2 separate regions of the Homo sapiens genome follow, and region 1 is linked to region 2. A link is an interaction called in ENCODE POLR2A ChIA-PET data of the cell type or tissue named here. Cell type or tissue: HepG2. All regions are shown on one strand. Each heading gives the region's core, and the rest is flanking DNA. Links, peaks and the distances in the headings are about the cores only.

Evidence for each region. Peaks named below come from ENCODE experiments on the same cell type or tissue, not always from the same donor. Only the 100,000 strongest peaks of a DNase experiment are listed, where the experiment ranks them.
Region 1: POLR2A ChIA-PET joins it to region 2 with 7 read pairs; 3 of 35 experiments call an interaction of 5 or more read pairs at or near these places.

What each region holds. Positions count from the first base shown.
Region 1 is chr5:96,194,745-96,204,222 of GRCh38, forward strand. The region is part of intron 1 of LOC101929710 (a long non-coding RNA gene); the gene reads left to right. It also overlaps a transcript of CAST not described here. Among named protein-coding and RNA genes, the nearest start is that of MIR583, 120 kb to the left of the region's middle. In HepG2, for the core only: no CTCF peak of the experiment used is centred there; a DNase peak (open chromatin) is centred at 5,167; H3K4me3 peaks cover 830 bases.
Region 2 is chr5:95,859,268-95,868,745 of GRCh38, forward strand. It overlaps LOC105379091 (a long non-coding RNA gene), which reads left to right and starts at 2,517. Exons shown (of 3, transcript XR_001742813.2): 1 at 2,517-4,479. LINC01554 (long intergenic non-protein coding RNA 1554) reads left to right here. Exons shown (of 3, transcript NR_026936.1): 3 at 1-866. RefSeq lists enhancers at 2,701-3,900, 4,156-4,657. In HepG2, for the core only: no CTCF peak of the experiment used is centred there; DNase peaks (open chromatin) are centred at 3,634, 4,284 and 6,054; H3K4me3 peaks cover 1,742 bases.

The DNA of each region.
Region 1 (9,478 bases), core at 2,893-7,892, 340 kb after region 2:
ATTTCACCATGGACTGGTGACAATTTCCTCATATTGTGGCATAATTTGCCATATCAGCATTTGAGGGCCACAGTGTAGGGTACATGCCACTCCATTGCTGTGCAGGGCCAAGTGGCCCATAAACTGGTTTAGGGACCTAGTTCTGGCAGTGGTGGAGAGGAAAGCCTTGGAAAGAGTGCATGGGTGGTTCAGTAAGATGCAGGCATACCTTGGATGATAAAAGATTTGAGAACAGTTGTGGAAACCAGCTGTTTAGCTGTAGAGGAAAAGACTTGTGGGGGACCCGAAAGCTATATTAATACACGAGAGGCTTTCATATATAATAATCCTTGTTATGCCAGAGGGCAGAACTAGACCTATTTGAAGAAGTTGCTGGCAGACCCATTTCAGTTTAATATAAACAAAAGCTTTGGACAATCAGACTTTTCCAATAAAGGTTAACAAACTAGAGATGTGATTACCCTCCTCCAGAAGAGCCCAACGCACTTCTGAGTCACAATTCATTAGGAATGTGGATGGAGTGAGTTGGAGGTTGGAATAAAATCACTATTTTCTAACCCTGGCAAGGCTTAATAAGACTTTGGAAGCCTTTTAAACAAATACTGATTCCTGGACCTCAACTTAGATCTGTAGGAACAGAATCTCCATGGACAGGGCTGAGGAATCCATATGTTCAGTGAGCTCCCAGGAAATTCTGTTAAGTTGTCTGTAGCCTTGGAAAACAGACAAAGTGAACTGCAATATCTTGAAGTATCTGTGATGACAGATTCTATAAAATTCTTAAAGAGATAGCAATTTGTCATGGCATCAATATTTGAATATCTACTCAATATAACATTTTATTATTGGTTACTTACAAGTTATATTTGAAACAATCAGTTATCTGAACATCAACACAAACCAAAAGCATTTGATTGTTATGAAACAAGGTTTACTTTGAGCTTGATAGAGGAATTAGACCCACATAATGAAAAGGAGTCATGACCGAATTATAAAATATGGATGCGCAAATTGCCAAACAGATAACATGTTCATGCCAAAATTTTTTATTTACAAGATCAGCAACTCATTCTTTCCAGTCTCAAATCACATATTAGTTTAATATGGCATTAAATACAGGCATTTAATATGGCATTAAATTCCCTTGAAAGATCATTTTTATTGGGTCCTTTGTTATTTTGAAATGATTTTTCATTTTCATGAATTTTCATTCTGTTACATTCAATAGTTAGAGTGACTATTCTAGTAATTGAATAGGGCAGAATGGAAGCATAGCTCCATGTTCCTCTGATAGACTGGTTTTCAGAGTCTGCAGTTTTGAACTGGACAGTTATCTCTATTAAGTTTCTATCCCAAACTCTGTGTAGATTGTCTGAAAGGTTTTCAACCATTAATGGAAGGCTGGGATCTGAATTACAGGCATAAGAAACTAGACAGAAGCCATCAATCAATTGAATATCTAGATCATTGCTTAACATTTTTTGAATTTCTAACCACAGAGAAAAATTTTCCTAATACCCTTTCAGCCATTCAAACCTTTTGAAGTATATTCTCATAAACACATTTTTCTTTTCTTCTTTTTGCGTCTAGGTTCTGTTTGCTTATTATTTGTTTACTTATTCAACAGATACCTAATGGGAGCTTACTTTATGCCAGGCACAAAATACTAAGTGCTGAGTAAATAAGATCCCTGATCTCACGTATGTTCTAATAAGGGGAAAATGATAATAAACTTGCAGATAAATACATAAGAATTTTAGTTAGTGATAGATTATTGGGGGAGCCTTTTATAGATGGGGTAGTTTGAAAAAGGTAGTAATACTTGAGCCAGGACTTGAGCACTGTGAGCAGCTGTGAGGAAGAAATAGCCAGTGCAAAGGCCCTGAGGCAGGAACCAGCTGGGGAATGAAAGAACAGTGAAGCACCGTTACAATAAAAAAGTGGGGATACAAGATGAGGTCAAAAAGAAGGCAAGGGCCAGATAACGCAGGGTCCTGCAGGTCACGGTAGAAATTTGAATTTCTTCTAAATGTGATATATCTAATCAGGGAGTGAAATACCTTTTTATCTTATAAAAATAACTCAGGCTCTGTTTAGAGAATCGAGCATGGTCAGCTAAGAGTGGAGTGAGGAAGAGCAGCTAGCAGACTGTTACATTAGTTCAGTCTAGGGATGATGACTGCTTATTAGAGTAATGCTTTTGACTGAAGGAATGATATGAAAATCATGAATATGCCTCTTTTAACAGACATTCTCAATTAAGAAGGCCACAACTATGACTCTTACAAAATGATTCTTGAACTTGTATTTTTTGGCCTTTATGTTCACATGTTCAGCACTTTCATTAGTTTCATTTCTCCCTGCTGTTAGGCCACTGCCTCCTTGAGCTCAGAACCACCGGGTTAGGTGATAGGTCAGGGCAACTTACTTTTTATCAGGCTAAAGGCATCTGTCCCAGTTCAAATCCAGAGAGCAACCCTTGCTTGTTTCTGCCATTCCCTTATTTTTTCCCACAGCCTTCTCTTTCCCAGTTTCTCCTGCTTAATTTTCTGTCCCAAGTGGAACACAGTCTCCCAACTTCTCCCCTACTCAGCTGTCTACTCTGAAAAACACGCAGATGTCAGTTTTCATGCTGCTTTTCTGAGGGGTTTATTTTTGTTGTAGAGGAATACAGAGATGAATACAAATTTTAAAAACTGTAGAAAACTCCTCAAGTTATTTTACCCAAGGAAGGGAAAGTGGGGAAGTCATTCTCCTTTTCATTAAACCTTAAGTACAGCTGGAAGGGGCTGGACAGATTTTCAACACTTCTTTTTTTAAAAGGGAAGTCGTATGTTGACATGACTGTTGACAAGAATATAATAAAACCTAACATTTAGTGAGCCATTGCTATGTGCCAAGCATTGTTGTAGGTATCTTCAAACTGAGGCATGTCCTATTGCTACCCCCTTCACAAATGAGAAAACTGAGGCACAGGGACATTAAGTAATTGGCTCCAGGTGAGGGGCCAACCTAGACATTTTTTTGTGTGTGTGTGACAGTCTTGCTTTGTCACCCAGGCTGGAGTACAATGGCAGGATCATGGCTCACTGCAGCCTTAACCTTCTGGGCTCAAGTGATCCTCCCATCTCAGCCTCTCAAGTAGCTGGGACCACAGGTGTGCACCACCACACTTGGCTAATTTTTGTATTTTTTGTAGAGATGGGGTCTCACTATATTGCCCAGGCAATATAGTGTCAAAACTCCTGAGCTTGAGCTATCAGCCTGCCTTGGCCTCCCAATGTGTTGTGATTATAGGTGTGAATCACCACGCTGGCCCAACCTAGAAATTAGACAGGTTTTTCCCTTCTCTAGGCGATGCTGCCTCTCCAGGTGAGATGACTTGGCAATCTGTAGAGAAGGCGGCCTTTGCAGAGATGGGCTGATGAGAGACTGGTCACACATCCTGCCTCCCAGGCCCTCCTCCTGTCTCTATCCCCTCCATGCTCAATCTGGTTTTACCTCTGGACTTCATTTAGTGTACCTCTCACTTAGGCTGTTTTTGATAAGTATCTCTATAAGTGAATAGTTGCAAAAATTAAAAGAAATATGCCCTTTCCCTTTGCCCCTCCCTTTGTCAGTGAATTTCTGACTTAGGCTGTCTCATACTTATTTGCTTTAATAGCTGCTCTCTGCTTCTCTGTGGATACTTACATTGTTTCTGAAGTGGGGACCAGGAAAGCAGCGCTCCCCAAGCTGTGGGGACACAAGGCTTTCCTCCACATGGCTCTCCTCCTCCTTGTGTGCTGGGCACATTCATTTATCAGCCTGTCCTTCTCATAGGTATCCTCTTGGTCACAGCAGGCTCCAGGAGATTACTTGTCTCACTACTGAATTTTCTTTATATGATTTTTTTCTAAGTATGTATGAAATTATAGTCTTGAACTTTCCTTTTTCATACACAAACTAATCATTATGAAGCCCAATAATGATCCCTGAGGGAAAAACCACATGGAGCAAAAGGGCTCAGACGTGGAGTGAGGGTGTTTGACAAGACATCATTCCCGGACCTGTGGATACAGTTCTCTCCAGGGGTCAGTAAACTACATTTTTATGACTTGAATTTGTTTTTCAGGATATTACATCATGGTTTCCCCAAAGCACAATTGTGTGCTGTCATGTCCATTTTTCATGTTCCATATCATTCCTAGACTTAAAATAGTAAGCTCTGAGCATCATGTCTTACTGGTCTTATGACTTAAACACAGAAGAGGTGAAGGTTTAAAGAAAAACCAGACATACTCCATGAGCCAAAGGGACTGGTTTTCTATAATCTCTTTGATAAAAACCCTTTGACATTATTCTCATGGGTTATGTGACTATAGGCTGGTCAACTTGATTATTTTCCCTTGAGTATAATAAAAGTGTGTAGGAGAGATTCTCTTTAAATTTGAGATTTAAGTATGATTTCTCTCTCACAAGATAGAAGATGGATATATCTCATCATTTTATTTTTGAGAAAGAAAGGCTTTGGTGTTCATTGTTTAAGTTAAAGCAGTCCTGTTCTTGGGCCAAGAACAAGAAAAAAGAACAAAGGAAAGGACTGGAAACATTTACTTCTCAAAAAAGGATGAGAAATATTACTTTCTGTCTTCTAGTAAAAATCTGTTCTTCAGAAAGATTCAAATATTCCTTCACACTAAAGTGAAAGTGACCGAACACAGCTTAAATATGATTTCTCCCAAAGGAAGTTGTAGGTTTACATAGACCAAATCTTTACAGAGGACTCTCCCAATTCTTGATGTACCTATTTTTTTGGTCTGTTTGCTTCTATTTAAAATACATAATGAATTTTGTTCCAGAAAAAAAAATTTAAGGCCACATATTACACAATAAGAAAATAAATTTAAAAATAAGTAATTGAGAACATTAGGATGACTTTGAATATTCAGAGTTTTGGTTTTCAGAGAAAAGAGGAAATAACTGTATTTTGTTGTTGTTAGAAAACTCTTATTTTACCTTGAAATCTTAGCAGAGCAGGGATGGGATGGGGTCACTAACTCCACCTACAGCAGACCAACCTTTCAACATATGTCAATAATTTTATGGTGAAAATATTTTTCTCTCTCAGCTTGTTTGAGCATTTAGTACAGTTTACTATTCCAGCTTTAGTTCTCCGGTAGCCTTCTCTTTGGTTACTTATTAACCTCCCTTTAAAGTACAACTTAGTCTAGAAAGGTACAAAGTTCAGTTACTGTTACTATTGTTCTTGAATATGATAATAAATAAGGCCACTCTATAACTGGAAATGCCTTCTAAAACATATTTGTAGATAAAACAGCTAGTCTGGGGGCATCGGCGCTGAACACCAGCTTTCTCAGAGGTAACCCTGCAGTAACAGGACAAAGCTGCCCGTGTGAATGGGAAGTTTGCATGATACCTGTACCCCAAATCACCCATGTGCTTCACTCCCATCTTCCACCTTCTCCTTTCTCTATTATTATCCTTATAAGGATAGGATGTCAAAGGAGATCAAATATTGCCCCAGGGGAATCCAGAAGGAAGAAAGCAGTAGATGTCCTCCTCTCTATAGATATGTCTATTTTGAAATTCATTTAAGATGATGATTGCTCAGAATCCAGAATTCAAACCGAAAAAGGGCTAGTCAGTTTTCCCCCATTTGGAGTAGTGGAAAAAGTTGCCCTAGAACACTAGAGTAAGTTTCTAGATGCTATATCTGCCAACCGGAAAGAGACTGTGTCCCTTACTTGCCTTCCCAGAACCTAGAACAGTACCTGGAACATCATATGTGTTCAATAAACAGATAATGAGTGTAATGGGAGCTCTAAGGTACTTTTTAGATACAGGATATCCTTTAATTCTTACCTGTTAATTGAACACAAATAAGCTCCTGCTTCTTCTTATACTGTGTTGATCAAGGATGCTCAACTCTGGAATCTAATTGCCTGCATTCAAAACATGTCTTCCTCACTTACTAGCTGTATAATATGGGGAAATTGCTTAGTTCCTCTGTGGCTTAGTTTCCTTACTGTAAAGGGGTTGTTAGGAGAAGTAAATGACATATTAAATGCTTAGCACAGCACTAGACACCCTTAGCCTAATAAATGTTGGCCAGCAGCCACAGTATGTTATCCCCAGCTTAAGTCTGATCTACTATAAAACTATAAAGGAAGGTTCTTTTTGGCTAGAAATAATAGGAATTTAAAGGAGTTAAACACAGATTCACATCTACGTGTGGCTTTTCAAGTCATGTAATAATAAAAGAGCATTGAAAAGGACTGCTTTCCAGAGAAAAGTAGGCAGATATCCAAAGTATTTTTGAGTCAGGAATAAATGTTGGTGAATTAGTCTATTCAAAGAGATGTTTAGAATTATCTGCAATAAAATGAATTATTTTCCTACTATAATAAAAAATAAAAATAATTTTAAAAGCTTTATGAGATTTCACTTTGAAGTTATTTTTCTTTAACAAATATGCCATTCACTCAACAACTATTTATTTAGCAACTATGTGCTAAGTGTTGTGTTTGGTGCTAGTGCAGGAAAACGAAAAAGGAATAGAGCCTGTTTCTAATGAGTTTAGAGAATAAATATTTAGCTAAATAGTACTCTCCAAAATAGTTATCCTGGGATCCTGCACATTAATTCCAATATTGCTGCTGTTGCTCGACACTTTCAAACAACTCTTGGGCAATGCCTTCAGAATCAATGCACGAGCCACACAGAAACAGCAATGACCACTTTACTTTTTGAAAGGACCAATATTCAGTGGATATTAAAAACCCATATTCTCCTTTATTGGTTGGTAAATGCCACAGCTCAGAAACCCCAATGTGTCCACTCATCCCCACTCCTACATTTTTCCCTATGGGACCACCTAGAACATTTCAAACACCTCGTAATCCAGCTACTGTAGAGTTAATACATGGATCTGGGTTAAGGTCCTCCAGGTCCCTGCTCCAATACCACCAGTTCTGACTGCTCGGTGTTCAGCCTTAGCTATTGTTGAATGTGTTGAATATTACCCCTAATATAAAGTGTCACAGTGCATCCCCCAATCTACTGTCCTGTCTACTTCTTTCTCCTTGATGCCCCCAGGGCCCCATCTCCTACGGTAGGTTGTTTTTAATTATTGATTAGACAAATCCAACTTTAAGGGGCAAAGTTTGGCTATCTTTTGAGATATTTGTTTAAAATAAGATGAAATAAAAATAAAATAAAATAAAATAAGATGAAATAGCTTAAAGACAGTTCCAAAAGAGAGGTCCTAAAATTGTTCTGAGCAAAGGGAAATGTCATTGAAACTAGTCTGAGGTCTCCCAAGGTGACTACATAGAGGAGATGACATTCATTTTGTATGTAAATGCTGGTGCTTTTATGAATACAACCAATGATATCAGGCCAATTACTTTATCTTGAATATTAGATGAATGTCTAATTTTAGAAAAGTTGTATTTTAAAGTCACAAAATCTTCACTTAGGAGCATTCTTAAAACCTAATACATTTTTTTCCAGTTAATATGATATTATTAACATATAAAGGGTATGATAGACATATTTATCCCAGTAGCATTTTGGAATTCCTAATACCTACATATAAAAATAAAATAACAATGAATATTTTTTCCAGTGACATTATGATTCAGAATTATTCAACATTATATAAAATATGACATAATTGTGGAGGAAAGAGTTTTTCTCATGGGAAATGTAAATTCAGAAGAGAGTTGTAATAGATTATGCTTATTTTTAATAGGATGACTTGTATGAGAGGATTTATTTAATTTTGCTTTGTTATAAGACAAAAAAACAAAAATACAAATTAGCAAAACAAAACAAAACTTTCTGAAGACAAAATTATTATTGATTGGTGGGACAGTTTTTGAGAGGCGTGAATATCTGGTATTTGTGCAAAAGATAGCATTGACTTTAGGTTGCATTGGCTGGAAAGTTGATAAATGGTGCTTAACCAAAAGTTTTACTCATTCAGCTGCTAAATCAGTGGTATGAAAATTAGATCTTTTTCCCTAATGATAGTGAATCCAGTAGATAGCATTAATTCCTCCTATAATATTGACTGTTGAACTGAGATGTATTTGTTGAATGAATGAGTGCATAGTTGATCATTATTAAGAATTATATATCTTTTTGAATCCTTTCTTAGGACTTCATTTATTTTAAAGATAATAATTTTTATTGATTTTTCTTGCAAAAATAATTACAAGTTCATATAAAATTTCTACAACTGAGATAAGCAAAAAGATTACTCACAGTTCCCACCATCTGTAAATAACCACCTTAGCATCTTTGTGTGTGTCTTGACATCTATTTTCTGTTTTTTTAGGTGTAGGTGTATATGTGACTGTGTTTGATTTACAAAAAAAGATCACATTATGCACAACCTTTTTTTTTTACATAATATATCGTGATCACCTTTCCACATATGCCCTTAAATAGTCTTCTACAGCATTATGTTTAGTGACTGCATTGTTTCACCAGTCTTCTGTTATTGGGCATTTAGGTTGCTTTTAATCTTTTCATTATTATGGTGTAGAGACTTTTAGCTATTCCACAAATTTTTTTTTTGCTTTTTTGTAGAATTATTTCCTTGGACAGCTTAGTTAAGTCTGTGGATCCCTTCTCAGAATAATATGTTCTTTTTCATAGAAAATACAGGGTTACAAAGGACACAAATTATATTGAAAGGGTTACAAAAATATTTTTTAAATTTGTGACATATGTGTTTATTTGTAAACATTTGATCTAGTGGCACATCTAATTTTAACTAGTGATGAGCATAAATGAAATTTGATATACCTGAAACAATTAAAATGCAATATAAAAGTAGCTGCTGTTCTCTTTATTTCATTGTGATTTCCTGCTTACATTAATAATAGAAGAAAATGCTAAATTTCAGTTAGAGGTTAATTAAAATAAATATATGCAATATTTTTCCTGCCTAAACTCATGGATCACTTGATTTTATCCACAAACCCTCACAGCCACATATCTCAGATTAAGAACCTCTGTGAATATATCAGATGAACTTGGAAGCATTTAATAATAATAATAAGGGAGAAGTACCTACGTTCCCCAAAGATGTGCAATATGGACTTTAAAAAGTTGGTACTAAACTTGGTGAAACTGATGGAGGTTGAGAAAACATAATCTGTAAAACAAATAGACCGGGCTGATGAGTAATGGTGGAAGAAACCTAGGAGGAGTTGTGGGAAGCTAATTATGAGTAGGGTTTCGAAGGAATGGAACAGCAGAGAAAAACCCTGCTATTTCAGGCTTCTAATGAAAAGACATTGTGTTATTGAAAAGGGGAGAGTGATCTTTTCTCTTAACTTAGTAAAACCCAAATGTCCCAGTCTCAACAACCAATGACTGCCATATATTTTCTTATTTCCTCTTAATACCCAAGTGATATGAACCCCAGTCTCACAGACCAGCCTGATTGCAGGAAACTGGCCCC
Region 2 (9,478 bases), core at 2,962-7,961:
CACCAGTTGTTTTTGTACTAACTGAAGGGATTTGAGTATTTCACAAGCACCTTATTTTTATTAGCATTTTTAGGGCATTACCAATTTGGGACGGATCTGTAGTGTGAGAGATTGTTGTCACTCTTAGCTCCAAACATAGGTTGACTTTATATATTATTTACATGTTCAGAATTATACTGTGTAGAAATTCAAATGAAACTTGCAAAATACTTTTCTGGCAGGAAGCCCTGGAGAGGATCGTTCATGGAAACAAGGATGACGACTGGGGTAAGAAATGCAGGTGACTCGTGAGTGGTCAGGGAGTGGAAGAGAAGACGGCTGGAAGGTTTTAGCATTCAGAAAAAAAATGGAGACAACTAGAGTTGATCTGAAGATTATGGCAGAATTCAATATTGGGGGAAAGAAACAAGATGGGGGTTAGAAATTAGAAACAGCAGAGCTCCACAGGTTGGAAAGGTTGGAAAGGATTTGAGCAAGAGAACAAGGAGCCTGCTAATAGCACCCTGGGTTTACATCAAGAGAAGCACCTGGAGAGAATTAACTCGGGAGGAGGTGGGGGCATGGGAAACCTTTTCATCTCCAAGAGCGGGCAGGAACAGCAGCTGGCCTGAACTTGAAGGTACACCAGGTAGCTTGCGTGGGCCAGGAGAAGGTGATTCTCTTCTATGCCTCTCTCCAACGCCCTGCTTCTGATGCTGCTCCTCTACCTGTATTGAGGGGAAGATACATCCCTAAGAAGTTCCCTGAACCCCATTCTTTGTTGTGGCTAACTGGTCCCCTTGGAATTTTTCTACTAATTTTCAATTCCCCCTCTCACCTGGTGAAATCTTGAATCTTACTGTTCAATAAAAGTTCTTCTACCGAAATTTCTATACCACGTTGAATTTTTTGTGTTTCCTTTGTTTTTAGTTCTTTGGGAGTTTTACTTAGAAAAAAAAGCCTCTGGGGACTAGATAAGGAAGGAAACCTTCATGTGGACCCTCTTGAGCTCTGTTTTCTTTCCTGGCCTCACTGGTGTGGGCTCTCTGGCTGCCCTGCTGATCTCTTGCTTTACTGCATTTGGGTGAGGACTGAGGAGAGGGACAGGAGTGTATTCACTGGATACTATTCAGACTAAAGGATTAGATGTCGTAGGTGAATAAGCAAGAAAGCAAACACATAAACAAAACATCTGAACGTTTTCAATCCAAGTGGAGCAGAATTTAGCTTTTCCAGCTAAACTGCCCCACCCCTGGCACCCAGGGAAAATGGTGCTCGTATTGTAATATATTCTCCCATGGATGCATGCAATATTATGAGTATTTTTTGCCTTGTGATGTAAATTCTCTTTCTTCCTCACTCAGAAAAACATATTGTAGTTGAAAGGAAAAAAAAGAATTCTGGCCGGGCGCGGTGGCTCATGCCTGTAATCCCAGCCCTTTGGGAGGCCCAGGCGGGTGAATCATCTGAGGTCAGGAGTTTGAGACCAGCCTGGCCAACATGGCGAAACCCCATCTCTACTAAAAATACAAAAATTAGCCGGGCATGGTGGCAGGTGCTTGTAATCCCAGCTACTCAGGAGGCTGAAACAGGAGAATCGCTTGAACCTGGGAGGCAAAAATTGCAGTGAGCCGAGATTGTACCACTGCACTCCAGCCTGGGCGAGACTCAGTCTCAAAAAAAAAAAAAAGAAAAGAAAAAAGAATTCTGATCCTTTTTGAGTGTGTGTGTGTATGTGTTTTATGTGTGTGTGAGAGGACACAAATTCAAACTGAAACTTTGCTAAGTAATAGGTTTTAACTGATCTGGATACATCAGGGTAGTGAGAACAGTAAGTCTGGAAAAGAAAACAATAGTTATCAATACACATACACTCTCCCATACATAGAACAATGCCTAGGTCTATTGCATTTTAATATCCGCCGAATAGGTAGCATGAATTCACATCATTTCAGCGATGGGGAAATGGAAACTCGCAGAGAGCTTAACTGAATTTCCTGAGACCATGGGATGTCAGAAGGGCCACTAAATCTTTCAACTTCCAACTCATACTTTAAACTCCTGCCTCTTATCCTTTTTGAAGTGACTGGGGAAGACCAGGTACAGATCTGTAAAATGCTTCATTCCATTTTCAGAGGAGCTGAGGTCAGGTGCTTCCTACAGTCGAGGTCTCGCCAAGAAGACGGTGGCCACGTTCCTCAATTCTCAGGCGAGTGTTTTGATGCCTGGGTGCTTCTGCCTGATGAGCCCAGCATTCATGAAGTACATGTGACAAGAGGACGGCTGGAATATTGCTCAATATTTTCAGGCCGACGGCACTGGCTGCATGTAATTTGAGAGGAGTGTAGAATGTCAGCCGGACTTTTATGACGCACCCCTCTCCTCTTCCTGAGAATTGTTTGCATGTGGAGATTTCCTGCCTATATTTTTAGCGTCAAATTTTTTTGTGGTTGCTCAAGTACCTTCGGCCATGTTTTAGTGACTTACACAGAAGCCCTGATGCCCCTGATAAAACTGATGACCATCGAATGGAAAGAAGTCAGTGTAGAAAGCCCAGGCATTGTCCCATAGCTGGCCCTGTGTGTTTGCACTGATTCCTCAGAATAAGTTTGCAGATAGCTTAACTTCCAGAATTCCTGAGTTTCACTAGTCCCCCTTCTTTATGATGAATTGGAAAAAGGGTATATTCTGGGATAAAGCAAGAGGAAACTGGGTGCAGCAAAGATCCCTAGACCATTTTTCCCAGTGGCCCATTGCTCCTGCTGCTTTTTTCATACCAGCTGAATCTCCCTAAACCCCACGTCTGCGGCAAAGTCTTCGTGGTGAAACAGGTGAGTCACACTTTTCTGCTTCTCTGCAATTACAAATGTTATCACCTCATCTGACACAGAGAGGGTGTTGGTTGGAAATACGCATTAGGAATAAGCTCTTTGGAAACAGCAAAACTGCCTTCATGAAATGAAGACTTTTTTTTAGAAAGTCTGGAGCTAAAGTTATAAAAATAAAGAGGCGTCATCTCCCTTTCCTTCTCCTACAATAATGGAAATGAAATATCAAAGTAAACAGCACCACATCCATGTCCTCAGCACATGTGACTCGCTAACAGAACCATGCCAGCCACCCCATCCCTTCTCTCCCATATTCTCTGCTGTTCTCACTGTCTCTCAAGACCTGATTTAAAACCACCTTCACTAAGAAGTCTTCCTGTCCCCCTTCTGGTCCTTCACGGAATATTATTTTGCTTCTGAAACTTAAAAAAACAATTTTGTTCTCAGGTCATTCTCTGTGTACATCCCATCTCGTCCATCCTACAGATTAGATGTTCTTCCAGGGTAGAGGCGACCCCATCTCATGTCTTTTTATTCTCCCTCTGCTTTTTATTCCCACAGGCAGTCTTCAGTACAAGAAGCGTCAATCTCAGATCTTACTCATTTCCAACCTGTACCAATCAAAGGCCCTCCCAGCCAAGATAAAAGCAAAGTCTCCCTCCTCCAGAGCACATGGGAATGGCCCCCCAGTAGCTGGGGCATGCAAGCTAATGAAGTTTCATCTTCCACCTCTATCCAAATATGACCTTGCTGATACCATCTCCTATTAGATGACAAATCCGGATGTTTCTATTGCATGGTTGTTATTTGCCACATGCTTCCTGGACAAGTTTCTAGGTAACCTTAATGTCTGTGCTTCTGGGGAAGGAGGAGTAGAAAATAACTCACCTCTTCAGTAAGTGGTTTTAAAAATATAACAGTGTTTAAAAGCTTTTAGAGAGCAGCTCTCCTTCCGGCTGCTCCAGCTCTGTTTGCTTTGTGATAGGAGCCCCCGTAACACTTCGTGCTTGGCAACATCTGACGAGGACAGAAGGCAGGTTTAAAGCTGAGAAGATTGATTTTTCCTTTGTAGGGCTTTCCATGAGGGGCGTGGGAGAGAAGTCACTTGGGGAAGCAGTGGTCAGTGAGGTTTACTTCTCCATATGCTCTGCATTCATGTGTAAGGCTAAACAAACGTGTTGTCTCCGCAAGCAAATCCCACACCACAGAGAGGAGCAGTTTGTCCTGGAGGTCCTAAGGAGGTGACCAGTGACCTGGAGGGTAAAAGGTTGGGGCTCCTGAGACCTTTCTTCCAACTCTCATTTCCATCCTAAACTGGCAGGGGAAATGTACCCAAATTGCCTGTGTGTTTCGATTTGATGTGGACACACTGTGACCACTCAGGATCGCTCTGGTGCTGCTGAACTCCATGGTTCATATTAGGCCCGACTGTCTAGTTTTAGAAAGTGGGAGGAGATTTCCCCTCTGCCAGGGCTTGGGGTTTATGTTCCCCAGAGCATTGAGCAAGAGCCTCATGTTTACAGAAATCTCAGGCCCCATGATTTCTTCCTGTCAGGGTAGAAGGAGAAGGAGTAGGCACAGACTGTGGAGTAGATCTTGCCACTTCAGTCCCTTTGTTCTTGCCCAGCATGAGGTTACCAAGGAAAGGATACCTGGGGCGCTGGGGGTGAGGGTATGTATTGGTTGTTTGAACTCTGAAAATATAATTTTAAAATTGGCATTGTAAATCAAATCATTAGGTCTTCTGCATATAGTTTTATTTTTTCTAAAACTTCATAAAGCTGTCAAAAATACCTACACTATATTTTAAATGCTGTGGGCAATATAGTTTTTAAAATTTTATTGTGAAGTGCTGTTGTAATTCCTTTAAGAGATGTACACTGTCTACCTGGTTTATTTTGTGTGCAAATATGTATATATACACTGTATATATACATATACATATACACACAACTATATACATACATGTATATATACACACATATATATTTCAAAGTTTTTTGAGATCTAGTGCTCACACAGCATTTGGTAGTAACTAACAGCTGCTAAGTCAACTCCTAACCTTCTCAACCTCATCTGGTGTGACTTAGAGCAGAAATGGTCCAACCAGCGCAGCAACCATGTACCCACCCAAGTTGACTCCTATGGGCGTAATGTCCACAGGTGCTTCTGCCTTGGTGTGTCAACTCCATCTTACAATTTAGGAGAATTTGGTTACATAGCACCTACTAGGTCTTAAAAATAAAAATATCAATGCCCATTTTATATAGTGGGTCTATGTAGGATCTAGTGAAAATACGCACTTAAGTCTTTTAGAAGACAGGAGAGATTGGGGTCATACAATTTTTTTTTGCATATGTGAAGAGAGTAAATACTTAGTGTTCATCAACTCCATGAAAATGAAGATTCCAAACTACCACAAAACTAAGGAATAAAGCTTTATCATTTGGCTTTAAAGACTCTGAAAGTACTGGGTTCTATTATTGCCTTAATTGGGGTCATGCAAGGGTGGAACAATAGGAGCTAAATAGTTCATGTTAAGGCAGATCAAGGCTTGACAAGTTCCAGATTTCCAGCAGGATTTAACTCCTGAGTCACATCAACTTGGGGTACAAGATTCACTGGGAAGCAGGGAGGAGCAAAAATCAGTCTGTAGAACTCTAGAAAGCAGTACCTGATAAAGACCTTTAAAGTCTCCATGAATCAAAGATATTAAGATTCGTTTTCTGCTACCCCATCTTCAAAATGAAAGCTATTCAAAGCCACAACATAAATATAAAAATTTCTCCCATGGTAACCACCTGGTTGATTAAAATATGTTTAATTTTTCCTTTTCTTCTGTGAATTGCTGCTGCCCTAAGTATGTACGTGGTCTGCCTGTTAGCTTCCTAAGCACATCTGGCAAGGTGGGGTAGATGAAGAAGGGCAGCTATGGAGGTGGGCATTTGGGAGAATGTAAATGCAAGGCTGGGGACAGCTCTCACTGGAGGGTAGCATGACTGCCCAGCCAAGGGCCAAACTATAAAGGGACAGCCCCGGCAAGTGCTCCAGAGTAGGTGGATTTCACAACGTATGGAACCACTCCTTTTAGGTCCGAAGTGCTACATACTTAGTTTATGATTTGCAAACATTCATCTTCTGGCTGGAAGGCTGGAGACAAACAGACAGCTCATTAGGAAAATAACCAAAGAGCTAAATAAAATGGAGGAAGTAGGCAGCAGATCCCAGGCAGACAAGTGTGGCTCACAGTCCTTCATGAGAGATCAGAGGCCAAGCCAAACCAATGCGTCCGTCCCTCAAAGGTCATTCGTCTAGGGCTTTGTCAAACCAGGAAGGGAAGGGAGTTTCAAAGGGCCTTTTGTGGAACACACACAGCTCTGGCCCCTGAGATTCAAATCAGGATCAGGAAACCTGTGTAGCAACTGGCTGCATGTACAATGCTTAGCGACCAGCCAGGGCCCTCCAGCCTCCTTTTCTTTTTATGAGCACGAAGTTTTCCCTGTAGATGGGAAAGAGATAATTAAAAAACAAAACAAAAATCTGTCCCAATTGCAATAAAAAACAACCAAGACCTGGAGTTATTTACTTATTTGTGAATAGAACCAAACATGTTAGATATTTTTTGTTGTATGTGATTCAACAAACTATATAGAAATTATATTTAAAAACCCAAGCCATTATTATTTGCATCATAGATCATACTATGTAGTGGCAGCATGAAAAATGCATCAAATATACATGCAGATATTATTTATATATTTATGTGTGTGTATATATATCAAAACAAAGCAAACGTATGAGTAGATCAGCAGTAAACTTGTTAAAAATTGAGATAGAACTTAAGGTAGATTCTCTGTTGTTTCTGATCTCCAGGTTCTTTTGCTGGATCCTACCTTTCATGTACATGATCATCTCTTTCTTTTCCTTAGAATGGCCAATGATCCTTCTCTGTCCTCTTCTCTCTTCTGTGAGTGTTATGAACATTAAGAGCTTTCCCAGAAAACTTGGGCATTGTGCCTATATTTAGTTTTTGTTGTTGTTGTTTTGAGACGGAGTTTCACTCTTGTTGCCCAGGCTGGAGTGCAATGGTGCTATCTCGGCTCACTGCAACCTCTGCCTCCCGGGTTCAAGCGATTCTCCTGCCTCACCCTCCCACGTACCCGGGATTACAGGTGTGCACCACCATGTCTGGCTAATTTTTTGTATTTTTAGTAGAGATGGGATTTCACTATGTTGGCCAGGCTGGTCTTGAACTCCTGACTTCAGGTGATCCACCCGCGTCAGGCTCCCGAAGTGCTGGGATTACAGGTGTGAGCCACCATGCCCAGCCTATATTTAGTATTTTGCTACTCAATCTCATTCACTTTTCAGTCAGCACACAGTTCTTTGTTTTTGTTTATGTCATTTTATTTAGTTTCACCAAAGGGCTCTGGGTTCCTCAGATGTTGTGTTGTGAGAAGAAGACCAGGCCCAGAGAGCAGAAGAATCCCTGGCCTGGGTCAGGACTTGCTTTCTCGTCTGAGGCCTCCAGCTGGTCCTTTAGGTTCTCTGAGATTCAGCTTCTGCAACTGCTTACCTCACAGAGTTGCTATGGACATCAAACCAAATAATGACTATAAAAGCACTCATGTAAATTATGTGTTATTATTAGAAAAGTTTCCATTTTATACCAAGACAAAGGAACACTGTTATTCATTTGACATGTTTTCTTTTTATTCTTATTCATTTTACATGTTTTCCCCTTCTATTTCTGTCCATGGTTCTCTTCAAATTTTATAATTTAAAATGATATCATCATTATTGAGTCATAACTGAGTGAGCCATTGAGAATATGAATCAGCTGAAACTGAGGGAAAAATAATCTCAAGTCCAGTAGGACCTGACATTACAGAGTCAATTTCTGTTGGTGACAACCTTATTTCTTGTAAAGTTCTAAATGAAACCCTAAGTCAAAGTTATGTTAGAACTTCTAGGACAAGGAATCAGGGAACTCAATGGGCAATACATAGGGAGTCAGGGGAGTTCACAAAAGCTGCAGAGGGCAATTTTGAACCTGAAGGCCTAGTAACCTGTAATCATCCTTGAAGTCAAGAATATTGTAATCTCAACAAGCTGAATAAAGGTGGCCAACTAGTGAATCAAGCCTGTGGTTATGCAATGGTTTGCCTTGCAGTTCTGAAAGCTTGCTGACAGTAGGTTCTCTTTATCTCCACCCTTTCACTGAAGCGTCTTAGCCCAGGAGGGTTGAACCCGTATTAGAAGCCCATGCCTAAATTAAATTTCTTAAGCATTGGCCATTATCATCCACCATGTTTCTGTTGTGATTGATGTATCTATAACTGACAATTCAAGAAACCTACTGCCGGGAGTGCCAATCTTTGATTTAGAAACATGGTGTCTTTTAGAAGTCTTGTAGAACCCTTGACTCTTTCTCACAATGCTGTTTTTAAAAGCATAAAACTAAATACATAGGATACCAAAGAAACCAATTATACTGAAGAATAGTTATCAAATACTTTTTAAAAATATGTGATATAGTTAGATGCTTCTTTATTAATACATTAAATAAGATCTACTGATGGATTTAAATAAGTATTGTATCTTCAAAATGGTGATGAACTTAAATGATGTTTCAAAGCATTAGCAACAACTGTTGGTGACTGAGTCACAGGTGTTGATTGTTGTTTGTTACTGCTACGGTTTGGATATCGTTTGTTTGGCTCCACTCAATCTCATTTTGAAATGTGACCCCCACTGTTGGGACTGGGGTCTGCTTGGGGGTATATGGGTCATGGGGGTGGATCCCTCATGAATGGCTTGGTGCCATTCTTGCAGAAGTGAGTTCTCATTCTTAGTTCTCAAGAGAACTGGTTGTTGAAAAGAGCCTCTCTGGCCAGGCGTGGTGGCTCATGCCTGTAATCCCAGCACTTTGGGAGACCGAAGCAGGTGGATCATTTGAAGTCAGGAGTTTGAGACCAGCCTGGTCAACATGGTGAAACCCCGTCTCTACTAAAAATACAAAAAAATTAGCCAGGTGTGGTGGCGGGAACCTGTAATCCCAGCTACTTGGGAGGCTGAGGCAGGACAATTGCTTGAATTCAGGAGGCGGAGATTGCAGTGAGCCGAGATCGCGCCACTGAACTCCAGCCTGGGAAACAGAGACTCAGTCTCAAAAAAAAGTAGAGCCTCTCACCTCCCTCTTTCTTCCTTCTTGCTGCTTCTCTTGCCATGTGATCTCTGCACCTGTTGGTTCCCCACTGCCTTTTGCCTTCAGTGAAAGCAACCTGAGGCCCTCACAAGGAGCAGATGTTGGCACCATGCTTCTTATACAGCCCACAGAACCATGAGTCAATTAAACCTCTTTTCCTTATGAATTACCCAGACTTAGATTTTTTTTTATAGCAACACAAATGGACTAAGACAGTTACCTGCCTTCTTAATTGAAAAAATTGCTAAATTTTAGTTACAGGTTAGTGAAAACAAATAAGTGGGTCTTTCCCCATCCAAGTTTATAGAACCTTGGAATTCTATCCAAGAGCCCCTTGGGTGTCTGCAGACCTCAAAGTCAGCTCCTCTGCCAGGATGGCTTCTTTGCTACTGGCCCAAAGGACAATCACAAGAACTAAAAAGAACAGTATCACCTGTACCTTCCTGGTATATCTGCTTATAAA